Linked DNA regions of Homo sapiens: regions 1 and 3 are each linked to region 2. A link is an interaction called in ENCODE POLR2A ChIA-PET data of the cell type or tissue named here. Cell type or tissue: OCI-LY7. All regions are shown on one strand.

Region 1 (4,000 bases), 170 kb before region 2:
CACTCATTTCCCAGGTTGCCTGGAGTCTTGGCAGCTGATGGCTCACAGTTAAGTTTCTCCCCAAGAATGACTCTTGGCCCAAGCACATCCCTTTTCCAGGGCCCACCCACAACCATTGACTAGTTGATGTGGAAGGTGTTAAGGCCCAGGCCTCATGCTTCATTTGAGACAATTCTAAAAGGCCATCCCTCTTTAGGATGGTCAGGGCCTCTGCTGCAACTGTATCAGAGTCCAGTACTCCCCTCTGCGCACTACTGCTTTCCTTACTCCTTACAGGTAATGTTCAAAAGAGCACTCCCCAATAAACTTCTCACACACAAATCTGAGTTTCAGTCTGTTTCCTGGGAACTGACCTACAATAGCTTCTATAATTCCATGATCTGCTTCTGCAGGTCATCAGCCGAGACCCTACTACATTTATCTGGTGCCCAAACCCCAACATTTATGGCTCAAGTGCAATGGGCTGACGGCCAGAAAGAAGATGGCTTCCTTTGGAATACAAGAGTTCTGAGCCCACAAAGCAGAAGAGAACCACACCCAGGCCAAACTGATATCCCAAATTCCTCAGGGGTCAGATCATTTTCATAATCCTGCACAGCTAAAACTGCCATCACAGTTGTGAACCCAGAAAAAGAATGTCAGCAAAACTACCCAGAAATGATAAAGGCAACAATATTTCCATGTACTAAGTAACACAGCAGCCAGAGTGAGCCTTTTAAAATTAAAGCCAGGTCATGTCACCCCCAAACTCAAAACCCTCCAGTGGAAAGTCGTTCTTCTCATCTCACTCATAATATAATCCCAAATTTCTACCTTGGACTCCAAAACCTAACATGCTGCTGCTTATCTCTCTGACCTCATATTCTACCACTCTTTCCCTTATTCAGTCTGCTACAACCAACACTGGTCTTCTCGCTGTTTCCAGAACATTCCAAGACCACTCCTGCCTCAGTGTTTTTGCCCTTGAGGTTTCTTCTGCCTGGATTTCTCTTCCCCCAGTAGCCACATGGTTTCACCTGCATTTCCTTCAGGTCTATTATCAAATGCCATCTTATCAAGGATGCCTTCCTGCCTTTTCCATAGATGGGTCTTCAAAATAAGGTGCTTGCTCCTCGGTTCACAAAATCTTTCCAAGGAGTACCTGGGCACTTAGGTAGTTTAAGGGAAATAATTTTCATGAGCCTCAAGCTCTGCCTGCATTCATTCCTAAATTTGAGTATCACTACGGTCAAGCCATTTCTCACCCCTGCTTTCATAAGAGATCCTTTTCCCACCTTACAAAAGAAATATTTACTTGACCCTCATTTCAAATCTTATAATGATGCATTGTCTATGCAAAACCTCCAGGGTGACTGGCAAAGGTTTATTTGAATGTTGAGGTTGTTTTTGAGAAAGTGCAATGACTCTGATGACTAATAAAATATCTTTTTGCAATTCAAGTAGTTTCTAACTCATTACTTTCAACAAAATGAAAGGAGTCTCTAATAGAGTTATTCATGATAGATACCTAAAAATAATTTTGATGAAAGATCACCAAGTGATTTCTGGCGTTTAACTCAGAAGGAATTCAGAGACTTGAGTAACACTGCTCTAACAGAAACTTTCCATGCTTATCTTCTTAGGGATGCAGACAAGATTTCTTTAGGACTTCCATCTACAAAAACCAAGATAGTAATATAATTGGTGTTGAGCCTTGTATCATTCAAGCAGTAAGTCATACTCAGCCATGGGTATATGAACTAATTATGATTTAAAAGGGAGACCTAGACTATTTCATAACAAGATGCATTTCCCATGAAATTGTGCTTTTTATGTTACAAGAAATTATTAAGGTTTCTAAGCATAAAAATAAGATATATTAAGATAAAAATCTGGGGGAGGAGTAAAATGGAAATACAAGTTCGGAGAGAAAATGGGATGATGTTAGGTGTTCTCACCACTAAAAATGGTAAGTATGTGAGATAATGCATATTTTAATTAGCTCAACTGAGCCATTCCACAATGTATACGTTTCAAATCATGTTGTACACGATAACCAGATATAATTTTATTTATCAATTTAAAGTAAAATAAAAGAAAACTGATGTAATATTTCCAATAAAGACGACCTTTTTTATGAGCTTTTTAAATAAATAGATAAATAGATGATGGTAGATATTAAATTAATATGACATTTAGATTCCATTAGATACTTTTTTTTTTTTTTTTTGAGAAGGAGTCTCGCTTTGTCACTAGGCTGGAGTGCAGTGGTGCGATCTCAGCTCACTGCAACCTCCACCTCATGGGTTCAAGGGATTCTCTTGCCTCAGCCTCCTGAGTAGCTGGGACTACAGGCACATGCCACCACGCCTAGCTAATTTTTGTATTTTTAGTAGACACGGGGTTTCACCATTGGCCAGGATGGTCTAGATCTCCTGACCTTGTGACCTGCCCGCCCTGGCCTCCAAAAGTGCTGGGATTACAGACGTGAGCCACCGCGCCTGGCCCATTAGATACATTTTAAGAAAATATATAATCATTTAATTTTTCAGCAAAAGCAATACATTTTACAATATATAGAAAGTTAATTCTTTACAACTACTAATGATAAAATTTAGAAGTCCATTTAAAAATGGTAAGAATTGTCACTATTAATGCCATGGAAATTAAAAGGACAATAAAGGAATGTTATGAAAAATTTTATGCCCACAAACTTGATAACTTAGATGAAATGTACCAATTCCTTAAAGACACAAACTATCATATTTCACAAAGGAGAAACAGATAATCTGAATACATTTATATCTATAAGATAAATTGAATAAATAATTAATAACCTTCTACAACGAAAGCACTAGGCCCAGATGGTGAATTCTACCAAACATGTCAGGAAGAAATGATATTAATTCTCCACAATCTCTTCCAGAAAAACTGAAGCAGAGAGAACACTTCCTAACTCATTCTAAAAAGTCAACATTACCTTAAGGAGGAATAAGTTCTAGTATTCTCTAACACTGTAGGATGACTATAGTTAACAATAATATATAGTTTAAAATAGCTAGAAGGAGGATATTGAAGGTTCCCAATACAAGGAAATGATCTTTGAGATAATGGAATGCTAATTACCCTGATCTGATCATTATATATTATATGTATTGCAACTTCAATATGTAGCCCATAAATATGTATAATTATTATTGTCAATAAAAAAATTTAATGAAAAAAATATATTACCAGAAAGGAATACAGATTACCAGATACAGACCAGTATCTCTCATGAACACAGATGCAAAAATCCTCAATAAAACATTAGTAAATTGAATTCGACAATGTATAAAAAGGATTATAAACCATGGCCAAGTGGGACTTCTTCCTCCAGATATGCAAGGCTGGTTCAACATTCAAAACTCAATCAATGTAATTTACCATATTAACAGACTAAAGAAGAAAAATCATAAGATTTTATTAATTGATGGATAAAAGTCATTTGACAAAACCCAACACTCACTTATGATTTTTAAAACTCTCAGCAAACTGGGAACAGAGAGAAACTACCTCAACTTGATAAATAAAAAAAAACCCTCAAAAATCCTGCAGCTATTATATTTAATGATGAAAAACTAGACACTTTCCTCTAAGTACCTTGGGAACAAGGTAAGGGTGTCCTTTCTCATTACTCATAATCAGCATTGTACTAGAAGACTTAGCTAGTGCAATAAGACAGGCAAAGGAAAGAAAAGGTATGTAGAATATGAAGGAGGAAATAAAACTGTCTTTGTTCACAGATGACATAATTGTCTATACAGAAAATCCCAAAGAATCACTAAAAATCTCTTAGGACTAACAAGCTAATATAGCAAGTTTGCAGACTTACTATAGAACAGTCCATTGTTTTTCTATACCAGCAATTAAAAAATCATAATTTGAAGTTGAAAAAAACAATATAATTTACAATAGCACTAAAAAAAAGAAAATTTATGTATAACTCTGACAAAATATGTACATAGTCTATATGCAGAAA
Region 2 (4,000 bases):
GACCAACATGGAGAAATCCCGTCTCTACTAAAAATACAAAATTAGCCAGACGTGATGGTGCATGCCTGTAATCCCAACTACTCAGGAAGCTGAGACAGGAGAATCGCTTGAACCTGGGAGGCGGAGGTTGCAGTGAGCCGAGATCGCGCCATTGCACTCCAGCCTGGGAAACAAGAGAGAAATTCCGTCTCAAAAAAAAAAAACCTATCAAGAGCATGCGGACAACCTATAGAATGGGAGAAAATATTTGCAAAGTATGCATCAGACAAACAACCCCATTAAAAAGTGGACAAAAGTCCAGACACAGTGGATCATGCCTATAATCCCAGCACGTTGGGAGGCCGAGGCGGGTGAATCACAAGGTCAGGAGTTCGAGACCAGCCTGGCCAACATGGTGAAACCCCATCTCTACTAAAAATACAAACATTAGTGGGACGTGGTGGCGCATGCCTGTAATCCCAGCTACTTAAGTGGCTGAGACAGGAGAATTGTTTGAACCTGAGAGGCAGAGGTTGCAGTGAGCTGAGATTGTGCCACTGCACTTCAGCCTGGGCAACAAAACAAGACTCCGTGTCAAAAAAAAAAAAAGTGGACAAAAGATATGAACAGTCACTTCTCAAAAGAAGACATACAAGTGGCCAAAAAAAAATATGAAAAAATGCCTATCATATTAATCATCAGAAAAATGCAAATCAAAACCACAATGAGATACCATCTCACACCAGTCTGAATGGCTATCAATTACAAGTCAAAAAATAACAGATGCTGGCGAGGCTGCAGAGAACTAATTTACATTCCCACTAACATTTATACACTGTTGGTGGGAATGTAAATTAGTTCAACCACTGTAGAAAACAGTCTGCAGATTTCTCAAAGAACTTAGAACTACTGTTCAACTCAGCAATCCCACTACTGGGTATATATTAAAAAAAAAAATAGGCTGGGCACAGTGGCTCATGCCTGTAATCCCAGCACTTTGGGAGGCCAAGGCAGGCAGATCACCTGAGTTTGGGAGTTCGAGACCAGCCTGACCAACATGGAGAAACCCTGTCTCTACTAAAAATACAAAATTAGCCGGGCATGGTGGCGCATGCCTGTAATCTCAGCTACTCAAGAGACTGAGGCAGGAGAATCGCTTGAATCTGGGAGGCAGAGGTTGCGGTGAGCTGAGATCACACCATTGCACTCCAGTCTGGGCAACAAGAGTGAAAACTTCATCTCAAAATAAATAAATAGATAAAATAAATTGTTCTACCAAAAAAACACATTCATTCATATGTTCATCGCAGTGCGATTCACAATAGCAAAGTCATAGAATCAACCTAGGTTCCCATCAACAATGGAGCAGATAAAGAAAACGTGGTACGTATACACCACAGAATACTACACAGCCATTAAAAGGAATGAAATGGCTGAGTGCAGTGTCTCATACTTGTAATCTCACCACTTTGGGAGGCTGAGGAGGGTGGATCATCTGAGGTCAGGAGTTCAAGACCAGCCTGACCAGTATGGAGAAACCCTGTCGCTACTGAAAATACAAAAATTAGCCGGGCATGGTGGAGCATGCCTGTAATCCCAGCTACTCAGGAGGCTGAGGCAGGAGAATCGCCTGAACCCAGGAGGCGGAGGTTGCAGTGAGACAAGATTGCACCATTGCACTCCAGCCTGGGCAACGAGAGTGAAACTCTGTCAAAAAAAAAAAAAGGAATGAAAGCATGTCATTTGCAGCAACGTGGATGCAGCTAGAGACCAGTATCCTAAGCAAATTAATGCAGAAACAGAAAACCAAATACTGCATGTTCTCACTTATAAATGGGAGCTAAATGTTGGGTGCTTATGGACATAAAGATGGCAACAATAGACACTGGAGACTACTGGGGTGGGGCAAGGGTTGAAAAATGAACTATATTAGGCGCTATATTCAGTACCTGGGTAACGAGATAAATCATACCTTAAACCTCAGCATCATGCAATATAGCCAGGTAACAAACCTGCACATGTACCCTCTTAACCTAAAATAAGTTGAGATTATTTTATAAAAATGAGTAAGTATGGTGTATTTAAAGACAAAACTCTACTTCGTTCCTCATATATAAGCTTTTTGATCAACAGGAAATTCAGATTTCAGAAACATAGTGGAACTCTTGCTTGGAGAATTGAGATGATAAAATGTAAATGAAGCACTCAGCTTTCTGTCTGAATGTTAACTGTAGTTGCTTTTCTTCACTGAGCACCTGCCATGTGCAGGCTCAATGTTCTGCTCACTCCTTTTCTCCTCACAGCAAACTGCCATGAGGATTTGCACACCCTTTTTACAGATAAGGGAACTGAAGATTTTTTTTTTTTTTCTGAGACAGAGTCTCGCTCTGTTGCCCAGGCTGAAGTGCATAGACACAATCTCGGCTCACCATAATCTCCACCTCATGGGTTCAGGCGATTCTCCTGCCTCAGTCTCCCCTGTAGCTGGGACTACAGGCACGTGCTACCATGTCTGGCTAATTTTTGTATTTTTAGTAGAGACGGGGGTCTCGCCATTTTGGCCAGGCTGGTCTCGAACTCCTGACCTCAAGTGATCTGCCCGCCTTGGCCTCCCAAAGTGCTAGGATTACCGGCGTGAGCCACCATGCCCAGCCTGAAGCTGAACAATATTGAGTGACATACAAAGTCTCTTGGGTAGAAGGTGTGGAAGTTAGGGCTGTGAATTGAATATGTCTGGTAATTTTTCTGTCACACTCAACTTTTAATTTAACTGTCCCATCACAGCTTCCAAAGGGGCAGCCTAGCATGCCAATTACCCTTTACTCCACACATGCTCCCACAATAGCTAATTAGGTTGAGAGAGGGCACCTCACCCAAGGGGACCAATCCGCAGGGTGAGCAGTGACCCAGGATGTGGATTAGGAGAGAGGTTCTGCCCCAATGGAGACAAGATTGGCCAATTACATTTTGACTTTTTCAAGAATTTAAACTACGAGACAACAACATAATTATGAGCTGATGGTGGCCCTTCGAGCTGAGAGGTTGTGATGTAGACTTGAGAAGCCACAGTAAATGCAAGACAGAAGCAGCGATAAAAACAATTAGAGGCCGGGTACAGTGGCTCATGCCTGTAATCCCAGCACTTTGGGAGGCTGAGGCAGGAGGATCACCTGAGCCCAGGAGTTCAAGACCAGCCTGGGCTACATAGTGAGACCTCATCTCTACTAAAAATTAAAAAAATTAGTTCGGCGTGGTGGCATACACCTGTATTCCCAGCTACTTGGGAGGCTGAACCTGGAGTTTGAGGTTGCAGCAAGCTATGATCATGCCACTGCGCTCTAGCCTAGTGACAGAATAAGAGCCTGAGACCCTATCTAAAAAAAAAAAAAAAAAAAGCAATTGGAATTTCTCCAATATGATCTCTCATTCTCTCTCTCTCTCACACACACAGACACACACACACACACACACAAATCCATCCTTACTCTCTCTCTCTATCTGAGATGGGTGGATGGATGGATATTGTGAGAGTAATGTGAGAGGTGAGTAGAACAGACCAGAAACACAGCTTGTTGGACAAAAAGTCGACAACTGCATTCATGACACTATGCTGCCTTGAAACAAAGTACATCCACTTATATGGCAGGATCTTTATAATATTGGAGGACTTTCAAACTTGTGTTGTGCACAAATAATTTTCGTGTTTTTTTTTTTTTTTTTTTTTTTGAGACAGAGTCTTGCTCTGTCGCCCAGGCTGGAGTGCAGTGGCACGATCTCGGCTCACTGCAAGCTCCGCCTCCTGGGTTCACGCCATTCTCCTGCCTCAGCCTCCTGAGTAGCCGGGACTACAGGCGCCCACCACCACACCCGGCTAATTTTTTGTATTTTTTTAGTAGAGACCGGGTTTCACCATGTTAGCCAGGATGGTCTCGAGCTCCTGACCTCGTGATCCGCCCGCCTCGGCCTCCCAAAGTGCTGGGATTACAGGCGTGAGCCACCGTGCCTGACCTAATTAATTTTC
Region 3 (4,000 bases), 98 kb before region 2:
AAGTTATTTGCCCAGTCACAAGGCCAGGAAGTGATGGGAAACAGGCCCAGGTTACCTAAATCTAGTTACTGAAAGAGCAGAATGCATGGACATTAATTAACAAAAACAAACGTTCAACCTGCCACAGTGGGGAGCACCTTTCTGTGCGTTCACCTCACACTTTTCTCCAATAAAGAGCACAAGATGAAGGCAGGGGAGAAGGCGTCAGGGAGCGAGGGTTCTGGATAATACACACGGGCTTCTCTCCTCCATGCCATCTACAGGAGATTCTGTTTTAGAGACAGGGTCTTGCTCTGACACCCAGGCTGGAATGCAGTGGTACAATCATGGCTCACTTGCAGCTTCCAACTCCTAGGCTCAAGCTATCCTCTTGCCTCAGCCTCCCAAGTAGCTAGGACTACAGGTGCAAGCCACCAAGCCAGCTAATTTCTTTTATTTTTTCTAGAGACAAGGTCTCACTATGTTGCCCAGACTAGTCTCAAACTTCTGGGCTCAAGCGACCCTCCTACTTTGACCTCCCAAAGTGCTGAGATTATAGGTATGAGCCACCGCACCAGCATACAGTAGACTTTATATATGCTTATTTGGTTTTGATTTTTATACTTTTATGAGAACTAAGATGGAATCTATCCCTCCTTTTCCCTCACAAAAGGAACATCCTAATAGCTTCACATTGCAAATGAAATACAACGTAAACAGAAAAAACTGAGATGGAGCGATTAGGAGGTTTAATAAGTCAGACTTTGCTAGAAATGCAAAACAGCCCTGATGCTAAACAGGTACACTTGGACTTTTGTTCTCTAAAGCCTAGCTTTAAAAGAGCTTGACACACTTTGTAAAGAATAAAGCCTCCATTCTATAAGCCTAACCAGTAAGTTGGAGGGGGACTGAGTACCATAAAAATCAGTGCTTCTCATACTTGAACATACAAGGGATCATCAGGGATCTATCTATCCTGTCAAAACGCAGATCCTCGTTCAGTATTGTCTGGGGGTGGGCCTGAGATTTCCTGGTGATACTGATGTCAATGGTCCATGCTACAATTTTATCTAAACTGACACATGATAATTAAACATAATTATGGAGTACTGAGTAACACTATGATACATGTATACAGTGTATAATGATCAAATCAGGGTAAAACGGGGCAGGGGTGGTAATATTTCATAAAGGGGCATATTCTGTTAGAAGGGCCACTAAGACAACTATAAAATTATCAAGTGAACAGTAACAGAAATTCAAATAAATTCACAATTTCCTCTGATTCCTTGAACACAGAATCTCCATCCTTGAACGGTTAACAAAATGACCCACCCTGATCACTTCTATGCTCTTCTGAGCATATCACCTCAAACATTTGTCATTTCTCTGTGGGCCATAAAATACAGGAGGTATTTTATGACCACATTTCAAAGTATGTTTATTTCACAATTTGGACTGCTGGCTACAAACAGTGACATGTGAGTCTCTTTCCCTCTGGTTAGTCGTAGGCCCTGTAGAAATGTCAGCTAATTTTTTTTTTTTTTTTTTTTGCGGGAAGGAGGTAGGAGTCAAGTCCAATAAATAAGTGTAAAAACATTCAGTACATGGCATGGTTATTTAATACAACAGAATTTGCTCTGAGTTGGAAGGACAGGGGTTTCAGCCTATGTGTTTATGATACAACAAAGGGACTTTTAGGCTGATAAAGTTATGGAACATGAGACTTCAGTCTTCTTATTAAATGGCCAAATGGACCAAGTGTTTGCATGAAAGCTAATCTTTCCTTTCATGAAAAGGAAATTAAACCCACTTGCTCCCGAATGGGATGATTTTCAGGAGTCCTGAGCCATGTTCTGGCAGAAAGCTGGGGTCTGTGACCATAAAGCAGGACTGCTGTCATCCAGGCAGATAATTATTATCAGGAACGCCTAACATTGCTTCTTTCTGCAGTTTCATGTGCCTTGGTGAAGATGTAAGCTTTCTGAAGACTACCTTGCATACAGCCTTTGTGGGCTACTCCATATATGAGAAATGAAATTTTAAAACTAGCTTTAGGAAGAGATGTAGCTTTGGAGATCCTGACTCAAATCCCTGCCAGTTATTAGTTACATGATCTTGGGCAAATTACTTAAGCTTTCTCTTTCTCAACTATAAAAGGAGGACAACAGATACCTAGTGAGGTTCCAGTGAGATCCTGTACTTGTGCCCAGCCAGTGAGCATCTAGGGTTAGGATTATCACTGTCACCATCAGGGCCATCCTTCTGCAACTGTCTTACTGTACTAAATATACACGTCACTAAGCACGCTCTGTTCTCAATGAAAACGGAAGTTCCATGCCAGCAACATCTAATTTTCAAACATCACTGATAACTCTTGATTTCTGCATACACATCTAAGCACTGTAGTATACTGAAAAGAAAGACCGTAAATCATATGCACAACCATTCTCTCCACTGTCCCCAGTGCCATCTCATCACTGATCCTCCCCCGCCTTCCTACCACCTCCTCTCATCCTCATTCTGTCAAAAGACAGCAAGGTACCCTACCCCAAAGGGGAGGAAGACAGCGCCTAAATCCTCATTCCACCTCCCTACATCAAGAAGAATGTGTCCTTCATGAGCCAGCAGCAACTTATCTCCCCAAGCATGGTCTAATAAGAATGGACTGCTCTTTTGCTGTCAGTTTAGTATTGATCACACGGGGGAGCCTATTTACTAAAAGCAAAAAACTACAAAACCGCTGTTTACAGACAGTTACACGTGATTAATGCTTTAATATCTAGTCTTTCCTTATACATTCTCAATCAATCACCACCATAACCCCAGAATGTATTAGGACTATTATAATTATTATTACCACAGATAAAGACAAAGGCTATTGGAGTTTGTTGCCAGAGATGAGTTCCTGGTCACCCAGCCTTGGAGCCTGTTCTCTTATTTTCTAAGGCAGACATCTTCCCAATAAGAGGGTAGTGGGAACACAAAAACATCTTTATTATCAGAATCACCTATGTAATTCAACTACACACATTTCTGACAGAGCCCAAGGCCCTTTTTTATCAGTCCGAGCTGCATCCCTAACTGTGATCAGGACCTGTAAAGGACAGCCCACCACCTGGAGGCCCTTAGTCATGGCTTCAACAAGGTCCTGTGCCAAAATGGTAAATGGCAATGCTGAGTCAAGGTTGGAGCCTAAACCCTACATCTTCCCCCGGTGAAGGGTCCTGCCCTAGAAAGAACTTTCCCCTAAGTCTCTTCTGCCAATTCAGGGCAGAAAGTAATGGTCAGCCTTGGAACGCTGCTGACTCGCACCCTGGGAGCTTCTAAGGGGCCCTGTTCACCAGGGTGAAGGCGCCTCTCTCTCACTGCCCACACACCCTTCTCCAGCTCAAAGGGCCTTTTCAAAGGGATTAGAGGTGTGCTTCAAAATCTTCATTAAGTAATTTAATAATGTGTGTGTCCAGTACTTCAGTCCCCAAACAGAAAGGAATGTGCCCAGGAGCCGGCAGGCAGAGCCACATTCTTCCTGTTAACCTGTTATGGTGGCGGGCGGTGCTCGGGCCAAGTCCTCAGAGGCTTTCCCAGCCTCAGAGAATCGGGCTCTCGTTTTCAATTTCCAACTTGGACTTTTCTCAGTTTCAAATCATAGGCTAACAGAGGTTGAAGACTGACAGGGAATAAAATCCTCTACCAAGTCAAGACTGTGATAGGCAAAACGGAACAAGCGAATGAAAGAGGCCCCAGTTCAGAGGAGGGAAATGGAAATCTACTCATGGTTAAGTGAGCAGACAGAACACCGGCGAAACTGGCTCTTCAGGTGGAATATGGCACAGGGTAGCAACTTTGTCAAGTATGATGCATTAAATACAGTAACAAATGGGCAGGATGGTAGTTTTTAGTTCAGTTTTTGGGGCTTTTCTGTTGATGTTGTTACTGTTTCTTTAAAGAAGGGGCATTCACACAAATAAATTTCTTTCCCTAAAATTCTGATTGAATTCATGACCATTTCTGATATATT

Evidence for each region. Peaks named below come from ENCODE experiments on the same cell type or tissue, not always from the same donor. Only the 100,000 strongest peaks of a DNase experiment are listed, where the experiment ranks them.
Region 1: POLR2A ChIA-PET joins it to region 2 with 6 read pairs; 2 of 35 experiments call an interaction of 5 or more read pairs at or near these places.
Region 3: POLR2A ChIA-PET joins it to region 2 with 5 read pairs; 5 of 35 experiments call an interaction of 5 or more read pairs at or near these places.

The regions. Positions count from the first base shown.
Region 1 is chr13:40,521,046-40,525,045 of GRCh38, forward strand. No RefSeq gene overlaps it. Among named protein-coding and RNA genes, the nearest start is that of LINC00598, 42 kb to the left of the region's middle. In OCI-LY7, no CTCF peak of the experiment used is centred here; no DNase peak of the experiment used is centred here; H3K4me3 peaks cover 103 bases; H3K27ac peaks cover 531 bases.
Region 2 is chr13:40,692,378-40,696,377 of GRCh38, forward strand. No RefSeq gene overlaps it. Among named protein-coding and RNA genes, the nearest start is that of FOXO1, 28 kb to the left of the region's middle. In OCI-LY7, no CTCF peak of the experiment used is centred here; DNase peaks (open chromatin) are centred at 736 and 2,264; H3K4me3 peaks cover 807 bases; H3K27ac peaks cover 3,158 bases.
Region 3 is chr13:40,594,427-40,598,426 of GRCh38, forward strand. All of the region lies in intron 1 of FOXO1 (forkhead box O1), which reads right to left. Among named protein-coding and RNA genes, the nearest start is that of FOXO1, 70 kb to the right of the region's middle. In OCI-LY7, CTCF peaks have their summits at 102, 397 and 2,672; a DNase peak (open chromatin) is centred at 2,285; H3K4me3 peaks cover 1,184 bases; H3K27ac peaks cover 3,488 bases.